Regions from separate parts of the Homo sapiens genome. Here region 1 is linked to region 2. A link is a loop called in an ENCODE intact Hi-C map of the cell type or tissue named here. Cell type or tissue: heart left ventricle. All regions are shown on one strand. Each heading gives the region's core, and the rest is flanking DNA. Links, peaks and the distances in the headings are about the cores only.

The links. A loop is a pair of places that touch in the nucleus more often than their neighbours do. Peaks named below come from ENCODE experiments on the same cell type or tissue, not always from the same donor. Only the 100,000 strongest peaks of a DNase experiment are listed, where the experiment ranks them.
Region 1: it touches region 2 in a loop (4-fold over the local background); 12 of 110 quality-filtered maps call a loop at or near these places.

What each region holds. Positions count from the first base shown.
Region 1 is chr2:30,683,494-30,689,259 of GRCh38, forward strand. No RefSeq gene overlaps it. Among named protein-coding and RNA genes, the nearest start is that of CAPN13, 120 kb to the right of the region's middle. In heart left ventricle, for the core only: a CTCF peak has its summit at 2,726 (motif pointing right); no DNase peak of the experiment used is centred there; H3K27ac peaks cover 1,127 bases.
Region 2 is chr2:30,343,356-30,349,121 of GRCh38, forward strand. It overlaps LINC01936 (long intergenic non-protein coding RNA 1936), which reads left to right and starts at 3,291. Exons shown (of 2, transcript NR_122048.1): 1 at 3,291-3,760. In heart left ventricle, for the core only: no CTCF peak of the experiment used is centred there; DNase peaks (open chromatin) are centred at 3,246, 3,656 and 3,994; H3K4me3 peaks cover 2,749 bases; H3K27ac peaks cover 3,367 bases.

The DNA.
Region 1 (5,766 bases), core at 459-5,458, 340 kb after region 2:
TGGGAGAAACCACCCCTCATGATCCAATCACCTCCCTCCCTTGATGTGTGAGGATTACAGGTCCCTCCCTGGACACATGGGGATTACAAACTGAGATGAGATTTGGGTGGGGACACAGAGCCAACCCATATTAGTCGCTAACTGCTTCTTTATGCTGATTCTCAACCTCCCCCTGAAACATTGTTGATCCAGGTCACTGAGATCTCAGGTTGAGGCGAGTCGCGAAGTCCTACATTTCCTCTGGGGAAACAGTGTGAGTGAGCGCCCATCCCATGGGTGTGAACCAGCCCAAATGAGGTGCTAGTAAACCAGGTGGAGTTGCCCCTTCCAGAACCATCTCCCGGTCTTCTCTGGCCTCCACTGTCCCCAAGCAAAGGGGAAGAACCACAGCTTTGTCCTGGTTAAAAGGACTCTGCAGTCACTGCTGGGTCTCTATTTAATCACAGTCCGTTACCACCCAGAATGGTTCCTGAGCCCTCCGCTCCACTCCACATACTGAGCAGAGTTTTGAAGTGTGATTAAATGGTTCATGCGGTGGCCAAAAGGAAGTAAAGGAGCAAATGGCAGGAATAACCCACGAGGATGGCAATCTGCTGACTGAGGGTCAAACATCCCACAACATTATGGTGAACGTGCAATCTCTATTTTTCAAGTCAGTCTGGATTTCAGATGTTCAGTGCCACTTGCCTGATACATTCATGGTATTCTTGTGAGCCGACCATGCCTCCATCTGGGAATCAGAACAGGTAGTGACAGCCTGTAGAACCACCCAGCTGAATGACAGGACAGGTCCCGGAGCTGCTGGAATTGTTGCTGAAGCATCTCCCCCACCGCAGATGATAATGCCATTGATGAAGTTCACTCCACTTTGGGAACCCCCTGAAGGAACTCGTGCCATTCATATTTGGTCATGTGCGTATTCAATGTCTTCCATCTGCTCACACTGTAGAGAGCAGTTTGCTGTATTTTTCTGCCCAATGGGCTGCTTTGGTTATAGATTATAAATAATTTATTTCCAGAATCTCAAGACTTTCCTTTTTCTTTAGGATTACATTTTGTATTTTTCATGTGGTTTGCCCTTCTGGGAGAATGTTCTCGGGTCTGAGTAACTTATTTTGGTTCCTCGAAACTGCTTTGGTTTGCACAGATGGTCTTCCTTTCAACCACTTTCCGTATTTTAATGATCTCTTATTCTTATGGAATTATTCCAAGTGACGTATTTGGTTTCAAGTTTTAGGCTGAAACACAGTTTTTTACTGCTAATTCCTGTCCATATGCGGTGTTTCATCTTTTGGGCTGACTGGGTGAAATCTGCAATTAGCTGTGGTCACTGGGGCACTGTTTCCCAAAGTAGGGTTTGTGCAACACCTGCATTCATAGTCAGCATGCTTCTCAAAAATGTAAATTTCTTGGACTAGTTGCAAACCCCCTGGTTTATAATTTTGGTGAGGGGCTGGGGAGTGGGGAGGGGGAAGGGAGGAGGCCCTGGAATCTGCATTTCTCACAAGTGTAGCAGGTGATGCATGTACACCATAGAATCTGAGAACCACAACCTAAGAGAAGGAGTGTAGTCTGCTGTGCTCCCAGACTATGTTTCTCCACACATTGCAACTCACAGGACCACGCTGTGAGAAGGACTCTGGCATTGGGTCTTTTCACCTGATCTTGTGGCCAGGTGTGGCTTGCTGCAACCGTCATTCCATGCAGAATCTTGCCATTCTGAAGGTGAACTGCACTATTATAGTTGGACTCCATGGAAATCAACCTGGCCACAGTGCCCAGGATGCGTCTGAGTGGGCAGAAAGGGGCACTTGGGAGGTCAGCATTCCCCAAATTTTCCACATAGAGGCAATATAAAAATGATGACATTTGCATTGGGAGTGCAATGTGCATTGGGAGTACCAAAGGAGGCTTCCTGGGGCTGCAAGATGCTAGTCCAGAGGCCCCAGCTTCCCCAAGCCTGATCTGGTTGTGTCCAGGGCCAAGGAGATAAAACCCTAGCATACCTGTATCCCATTTGTTGGAAGCCCTGTGTTAGATGTCTGTTGCTATAGTCCAGAACAGAAATAGAAGATGGCCTGTAGGAATAGTAGGGAGGGGATGAAGCAACAGATACTGAGGGTGGGGATTTTAGGACTTAACTAATCAGATGTGGGGAAACCAGAAGGGAAGGTATCAGAGGGCATTGGGGTCTGAGCCCAGCTGGGAGGTGGGGCCACTAACAGCAATAATGAGAGCCTGCCCTTGTTGCAGTGGAAGCTTTTATCTACTCTCACCTCTCTCTTCCGTGTCCTGGCCAAAGCCATATCCTTTCCCTGGTCATCTGTCCTGGGGGCTACTCCCAAAGGCCTGAGGCTGTAGAAGTGGGAAGACTGTGGCCCCCCAGGTGTCCAGGCAGATGACTGCTTTCGCTTCTCACAACCTGTGCTCCTACTAACAAGGGCTAGGGAGTATTTTCCCTATTTTATTTCTTAGTCGAGTAAGGCACATGCAAGCTATGTACCTCATTCCATGCATGACTTACTTGCCATGGGCTGGGGAGGGAGTTTATTGCCGGCCTTTTAAGTCCTAACTCAATGTTTTGTGTGTTTTTGCAGTCACCACCAAACAGCCACTTCAGCATATTGACAGAGAGCTTGTTTGCTCTTCATAGTAACCTCTGGCTGTGCTGTAGGCAGGTCAGGCTTCTAAATGGCAGTTTACTGAGGAGGACTCCTGGGCTGAGATTGTGTGGCGGCACCCAAGTCTTCCAGCCAGCAGGTGGCAGAACAGGGATCTCTGAATCCCTAATGCTGGAAAGTCTGGGGCTCCATTCTGATCCAGCAAATCACCATGTTTAGCCCACAGTGCAGCCCCCTCCTTAACCTTCTGCCCCAAACCCATTTGCCAGTTCTTGATGGCAACAATAGGAAAAGTAGGCTTCCAGGCAGGACTGATCCAAGAGACAGCTCTGATTTAAACCCAGGAGTGGGTTAGGTTTTGTAGCACCTGCAGCTCATACAATTTTGAAGTGCCTCTTTAAGAAAAAAAAAAAAAAAAAAGCAAACGTATGCTACTTTTGCAAACTTTACAGAAAACACAGGACCGTGCAGGTAAGGGGTCTTGACGCTTATGCTTTGTTAGCTTCTGGGTAAATCTGCTTCCACTTAAACACACTAAGGACAATTGAGGGCAGGCAGAGGCTTGGGTCACTGTTCCCTCTTGCTCACATTTTGCCTGGCACAGGTGCAAAATTACGGTACCATCGCATTTGAAAACAGCAGTTACCCCAAGCAGTTATCCCTCAAGGCCCTTTATAAATGTCAAGCTAATTATTAGATGATTAGATAATAGCTACAGTGTGTGCCGTCTGGGTGAGCTGTGGCTGCTGCTACCAAAACACCCTGAGAATGCCAAGTGACATGTTTGGAAAGGATTGGAAGGACTAAGAGTTCCAGGCCTGGACGGTGAAAACAAGCCTGGAGGTGGTCTCCAATGGGGAGATGCCTTAGAGGGAAAGGATGAGGAGGGCAGAGGCTGTGGCAGGTGCAAACATCTTCCCCAGAGAAAGGGCTCAGGTAGCAACAGCCACTTACTGAGCATTTGCTGGGTCAGGCTAAGCTCTTTACATGCATTTTTTCGTTTAACTCAAAACAACCTTTAAATGTGGGAAATTGTATTATTCCTAATTACCAGGTGAAAGTGGAGGCTGGACGGCACACACCACTAGTAAGCGGTGGAAAAGTATTTGAACTTAGAGCTTTCTAAGCCCATGTTTTTAACTCCTGAGCTGCTGGTGAGAGCCCTCTGGGCTAGGAACCCCTCTCTCTCCTGGTCTTTTTCTTTTTTCGAGATGGAGTTTTTGCTCTTTTCGCCCAGGCTGGAGTACAGTGGTGCAATCTCGGTTTATTGCAACCTCCGCCTCCCTGGTTCAAGTGATTGTCCTGCCTCAGCCTCCTGAGTAGCTGGGACTACAGGCGCCCACCACCACGCCTGGCTAACTTTTGTATTTTTAGTAGAGATGGGGTTTCACCCTGTTGGGCAGGATGGTCTTGATCTCCTGACCTTGTGATCTGCCTGCCTTGGCCTCCCAAAGTGCTGGGATTATAGGCATGAGCCACTGCGCCCAGCCTTCTCCTGGTCTTTTTCAGGAATGCATGGGAGGACTCATTCTGGGATCATAAATGACATCCCCCAAATTCTACCCCAGATCTGCCTACAGTCAAGCTTGAGGCCTTGTGGGCCTAGAACCAGGGCATCCTGGACTTCCGATGGGCAGGGCTGTATAGGAAGTTATGCCACCAACGAGGTGGTCCTGGACAGGGGCTGCATTAGGTCCATGATTTGCAAATGTGCTCTGTGGAAACTGAGGAAGTCCATGGAGCTTTTTTGGAAGCGGGGAAGAGCAGGACGGCATCTAATGAAAGGGCTCGGTAGGCAGGGTAAGGAAGCTCCAAGGACCCCCTGCCCCCAAATTCTACCAGAGCAGTCCCACCTTTATATGATGTCACGCTGGCCTTCCTGAAACACTCTTTTTTTTTTTTTTTTTTTTTTTTTTGGAAACGGAGTCTCACTCTGTCACCCAGGCTGGAGTGCAGTGCTGCGATCTTGGCTCACTGCAATCTCTGCCTCCCAGGTTCAAGTGATTCTCCTGCTTCAGCCTCCTGAGTAGCTGGGACTACAGGTGTATGCCACCAGGCCCGGCAAAATTTTGTATTTTTAGTAGGGATGGGGTTTCACCATGTTGGCCAGGCTAGTCTCAAACTCCAGACCTCAAGTGATCCACCTGCCTCAGCCTCCCAAAGTGCTGGGATTACAGGTGTGAGCCACCGCGCCCAGCCCCTGAAAAACTTTTTTTGAACAAAGGGATCTGCACCCCCAAAATGTATGCAGGCCAACCTAGGTCCTTCCAGCCCTGCCCCCACACTGGCTGGTTGGGAGCATTGTTCAAGGTTATGCCAGTAGAGCAGCCCCTCTCTTCCTCGTTAAGGCAGCCTGGTGAAGCTTTGAATCCCTCCTCAGAGCTATATTTTTAAATGCATGAAACAGAAGACATAGGATAACACCAATTACATTGAAATACAGTTATCACAATATTTTTATAGAAGCTAAAATTTTTGATATCACATCACAGATTCTTGTTAACACGACAAACAAGATCTAGTGACAGATCTCGCAACCCCCATAATTCTGAAGCAGTGATTAGCTTAAACAATAATTTCAGATATCGTAACAAATGCAGTGATATGAAATGTAACTTTGATTTCTACTGGCAAGTCGCAGATGCTGCTAAAATGTCTGAGGCCTGTTGACTACATTCAGAAGAGCAGGAGATACTCAATTTCAGTGGAAGGTTAGTGAAAATAAGGATATAAATTTTTTCCCCATTCAAGTTCACAGACCCTTCGAATTCTCTCCACAGCCCCACCGCCCCTGTTGTAAATCCATCAGCACAGTATGCTAGCCATTCGGGTCATTACTGCTAATTATAGCTGTTGTTAGTATTTGCTTCAGGCACAGCTGGCACCATGGCCTGGCTGGTCCCAGCTTCACTCATTCCCTGCTCTCAGTCCTAGTGACTAGCGAGGGAAACGTGTCTGCACAGCTTTTCTCCCTGGATGGAAGCCGAGTGCCTCTGGCCTGGAGCCTGTCCCTCAACCTGTCCCTCCACCAGGGAAAGCTGCAAAAGGGAGTCTGTGGCCTTTCCATCCTGGGTCTGTGGGAGTTCATCAGAGCAGAGGGTGGGCTCCTGACCCAGCCTGTCCTCATGGGAGTGCTGCAAGCTGA
Region 2 (5,766 bases), core at 647-5,646:
GTATCCCTTATGGGAAATGAAGGGATGGGCCAAATTAAAGGACTAGGTTGGGCTAATTAACTGCAGCAGGAACATGCCCTTAAGACACAGATCGCTCATGCTATTGTTTGTGGCTTAAGAATGCCTTTAAGCGGTTTTCCGCCCTGGGCGGGCCAGGTGTTCCTTGCCCTCATTCCCGTAAACCCACAACCTTCCAGCTTGGGCGTTAGTGCCATTATGAACATGTCACAGTGCTGCAGAGATTTTGTTTATGGGCAGTTTTGGGGCTGGTTTATAGCCAGATTTTGGGGGGCTTGCTCCCAGCAATTTACTTCCCAATGCTTGAAATCTTTCACAATAAAGCTTCGTTTAAAACTAAATTTCCATGGGATTGATTCATTTCATGCATTCAATGATATTTGCTGACTTCTAATACGTGATCAGAGAGATGTTTCACACTGGATATGGATCTCTGTAGAGTCCAGGAACAAAGGCAGCATAACGGCTTCTTTGGATGTGACTTTGTCCTTTCTCACGGGGATCAGCGCTCAGATCTCTTTTCAGTTGGCTTCTTTTTTCTTTCAAATAAAAAGGAGTACACAGTGAAGCCATCAAATCCAAGGATGACATAGCTCTTCGGGACAATGAACTGTCATACAGATCAAAGAAAACTACAAGAAACTTTCACGAAGCTGCGGAGGGAAAAGCAAACATCAGATGCAATTCAATGAGCTTGCAGTTAGGGGAGTGGATCTAGAGAAAATTGTCCAATGACACTTACAGGCTGATGAGCTCTGAGCCACAGTTACAACCTGGGAAAAGGATTCAAGAGGTATCACTGGCTATTTGCTATAGATTTCAGCTCCCAAAGCCATGAGCCCAGGTCAGAATGGGCCTGGAAACCTAAAAGAAGGCAGATTGCGGGCAGGCTGGAAGGATGCAAACTACCCTATGTCTTTACCCTATATGTTATCAATTGCAATTCAAAAACAGATTTGGGGGAAAGCCCTACCACATCAAATGTACACACTGATAATAATACACACCCTAATCTCATAAATACTAAATAGTGAAAAACATATCCCCTGAGAATTCACCATTTATTGGGAACTTAAACTTCATAGCATAATATCTATAACCTCATTTTATTCTAGTAGCAATCCTCTGTGGAAACCCACAGGTTTGGAAACCTGCCTCAGGTTACCTGACCATATTAAGTGGTAAAGTTGGATTTTAAATGGGAACTCAGTGTCCTCTAACTGGGATATGTATCAAATTCCAGAGGGTAATTAGGCAAAAATAATAATCAGGAAACCAATTTCCAGATCCTCAACTTGCATCGGCCTTCTTCCCTAAAATGGAGTTATCTGAGAATAAGACTGAATTAACACACTAAGGCTTTTTCCGTTTTACAAAAGAAAGGGGACCCAACGTGGGGAATGACTCCATGAATAATTCCATAGCTCACAGGGCCTCTGCATCCTTGTACTGGTGGTGAGAATAATAACAATTTTTGGCCGGGTGCGGTGGCTCACGCCTGTAATCCCAGCACTTTGGGAAGCCGAGGCGGGTGGATCACGAGGTCAGGAGATCGAGACCATCCTGGCTAACACGGTGAAACCCCGTCTCTACTAAAAATACAAAAAATTAGCCGGGTGTGGTGGTGGGCGCCTGTGGTCCCAGCTACTCGGGAGGCTGAGGCAGGAGAATGGCGTGAACCCAGGAGGCAGAGGTTGCAGTGAGCCGAGATCGTGCCACTGCACTCCAGCCTGGGCGACACAACAAGACTCCATCTCAAAATAAATAAATAAATAAATAAAATAACAATTTTCATTTAATGACTTTGTTCTTCATTCCCCCTGCTCTTGGGGGAGAATCCTACAAGAGCAAAAAAAAAAAGTATAAAATACGAAAAACGGCTTTTTCCATGTATGTAAATGTGATCAATAAAATACTCTGAAGCATAAGAAAATAATATGTCAGGATAAAAATCTGTGAAGGAAGTAGGAATAGTAATAAGAGTTCCAGGAGATAAAAAGAAAGATGTAAAATTCCTGAATGCCAATCAGCTTTTTCATAAATTTTAAAATGGATGATAGGGGCTACCAAATTGTCGATGTTACATTCCACTGGATCCATTTTAAAGTGTGAAGTCACAGTAGGTTTTAAATATCAATATTTACAATAAGCCAGAAACCACAGTTTTTGCAGCTACTTAACTTTTGAACTTCATTTTTTAAATGTGCTGGGGGTAGACAGTGGATAGCTTTACAAAATTCTGTTAGGGGTACATACATAAACAAGTAAGGCATGGGCCCTACCTGTCTGACGACACTCTCTCTGCTTTTTCCACTTCTCTAAGTTGGCCTCTAAACAGCACCTTCTCAGCACTTGGGTAATAATGACATCAAAAAGCAATGAAGGCCAGGTGCGGTGGCTCCTGTCTGTAATCCCAGCACTTTGGGAAGCTGAGGCAGGTGGATCATTTGAGGTCAGGAGTTCGAGACCAGCCTGGCCAACATGGTGAAACCATGTCTCTACTAAAATTACAAAAAAAATGAGCTGGGAGTGACGCTGCATGCCTGTAATCCCAGCTACTCAGGAAGCTGAGGCATGAGAATCACTTGAACCCCCGGGGAGGCGGAGGTTGCAGTGAGCCAAGATCGCACCACTGCACTCCAGCCTGGGTGACAGAGCAAGACTCTGTCTTAAAAAAAAAAAAAAAAAAAAAAAAGCAAAGAAGAAGTAAGCAACTCCCCCTCCTCCCATATCCTAGGAAGTACAGAGAAAACTATTCTATATGGGTTGAGCCCCTATTATGGGGCAGGTCCTATTTGGGGCATTGAATTCATCTGTCTTTATTGCTCTAATAGGGACACTATCACTCCCATTTTACTGATGAGGAAATGGAGGCTCAGAGGAACACATAAGCTGTTTATGGACTTACAGCTGCTACAGCTTACAGCTGGTAAGCACCAGAGCCAGGATTCAGCCCAGCTCTGGCTTAATCCAAAGCCAGTGCTTCTCCATGATATCATCCATGCTGCCTCCAGAAATCAGAGCAGAATTAGGGGCCACCTTGGTTTTATTTTCTTTCTCTGATAAAAGTGAAGTAGGGCACAAGACCCTGCCCAGTTCTTTTCCTACAGGCCTTTGAACATTCCCCAGCAAAGTGAGAAGGGAAAGCTCAGGGCTACCTCCAGTGCTAGCGCAGAGGGCGGGAGTATCAGCTGGCTGGCTGGAGCTGGCCAAGCCCCTCCTCTCCTCCTCCTGCTTCCCCCTCCATCCAGGCTCCACCGGGAACCTGTCCCAGACGCCTACCCCGCCTGAGCCAGAGGAAGGGAGGAAAACAATAGCAAAAACCAGGACCCTTCGGACTTGCCGCTGAATGGGGATTTTCGTCGGATGTTGAGTTTACCTGGAATGCCCCGGTGTTATTTTGGGAAGGCAGACATCCCACGGAAACAATGAAGTGGAAAAGAAAACAGCTAAAGCAAAATCTAGAGCCCAGTTTTTGCCAAACCAGCCCCACGTGGGCTGGGCAGGCTCTGGAAGCCCAAGTCAGGCCGATGAAGAGCGGCTGAGGCCGTGGGGATCTGGTTTACCAGGAGGGCACATGGAGGATGCAAGAAAAGGAAGAGCCGTATTCAAGTCCCCACTTCAGTGATGAGGCAGAAAGACCCTGCGCCTGACCACGTGGGAACAGCCTGCAGTGAGCGGTGACGCCGCCTGGCTTGAGCTAAGTGCTGGGCTCCACCATTCATTGGCTGAGTGACCTTAGGCAAGTCACTTAACCTCTCAGAGCTTCCTTATCCTCATGTAGAAGATGGAGGTGGGGCGCGGTGGCTCACGCCTGTAATCCCAACACTTTGGGAGGCCGAGGCGGGTGGATCACCTGAGGTCAGGGGTTCAAGACCAGCCTGGGCAACATGGCAAAACCCCATCTCTACAAAAAATACAAAAATTAGCCCGACGTGATGGTGCGTGCCTGCAGTCCCAGCTACTTGGCAGGGCGAGGTGGGAGGATCACTTCAGCCGGGGAGGCAGAGGCTGCAGTGAGGCATGATTGCACCACTGCATTCCAGCCTGGTCAATAGAGCGGGACCCTGTCTCAAAAAAAAAAAAAAAAAAAAAAAAAGGCAGTGGGAGTGGGAGTGATTTGCTTTAAAGGAACAGAGGAAAGATAAAATATATCTCTATATAATTATATACATTATATATAATATATTTACATATTTTATATATATAAATATATATATATATGTCCTTAGATATAGGTGTATATTTTCATATATAATTGATGAGAATTATAGATTATAGAGAGCAGTCATCTGGGAAAAAGTTTACAAACTGCTATCAGGCACTGGAGAGAATTTACTCAGGAGAAAAGGCCTAGGGAAGAAGGAAAGAGATAAAGTCCACTGAGCTAGCAGGGGCTGAAAAGGGAGAAGATCCTTCGAAGCTCCCTGTGCATGGTTTGACTTTGGTTTGCAGCACCAGCTCCTCCCATGCATAATATTACATAGTATTCTGGCTCTCTATGGCCCCTGCAAGACATAATTTATTTTTAGGGATTTATTGAGAATCTGTTGAATGCATTGCACCACGCCAGCATGGCAGGGAATCAGGAGCTAAGTCAAAAGGGTCCCCAAGAGCTGCTTCCTGGCTGTCACCAAGTCCTCAAGCCGCTGAGCTCACCTTTTCCTTTAGCGTCCGGGTCAACTGCCTGGTGCTCTCTTCCCACTTGCAGTCAGAATTTCAAGCCTTTTTTCATCCTCCTGTTCCAACCCCTGGGAATTCTGCAGAGCAACATGTCTCCCAATCTCATTTCTTGTTTAGACTGGGAGAATTGTGATAGACACCCTCATAGATGTGTCCCCTGCAGATGTCGTCTGCTTTCCATGCGGCCTCATCCCACACATGATGTGTCCCTCTCCCCATACTCCCTAAAGAAGCACTGACCCGAGACAGCTGACGGAACCAACATTTACCCTTTGGTAGGAGCAGGGGATGACCGATGACTGTGAAGTACAGGAGAGGGAACAGTTCACACCACTGCCCTGTGCTTCCTTGGCCAATCCTCCTCAGGGACCTCCTCTGCCAGCCATTCTAGTGCTCCCGGTTCCACCCACTGCCATGTTGTCCACAGACACTGTCTCCTCTTCTCCCCTCTTCCAGACTCTACCATCCCTCAAGAGGCAACATCATCATACCTCTTTCCTTTTGACCTTCCAAGGACCCTTGGAAGTTTCTGTTAGTCTTTTATATGGAGCAATTCAACCCGCCTTTGCTCCAACCCTCTCCCATCAAGGACTCTTCGGTGTAATTCTTTGAATCCTCACAGATACAGAGTGAATGGAAATCATTCCATTAAGCCACCACGCTGAAAGAAGCTCCTTTAGAGGACATAGGAAAGGCAGTGGAGAAAGGGCCCTACCGAGTACCAGGCACTGTGCTTGGCCCTTTGCACATACAGTCTCATTTCATTCTCCCAACAGTGCTTGAGACAAGCATTATTTTAATCGTCATTTTATAGGTTAGAAAGAGAGGCACAGAGAGGTTAAGCCATCTGCCTGAGTCAGCAAGTGAGGCCCAGGCTGTGCCTGGTGTGGAGGTTGGGAGAGAGTGGGCAGGAGAACATTGCTTTCCATTACCAAATGGGCCATCATTTCCCAGAACAGTTCTGACTGTGGTCAGCTGGTACAAGCAACAGTTTCCAGTCATTCCACACAGTACTGTCCCCAAAGGTACAGACGCCAGACAAGTGTAAAAGCCCAGGCATGACTG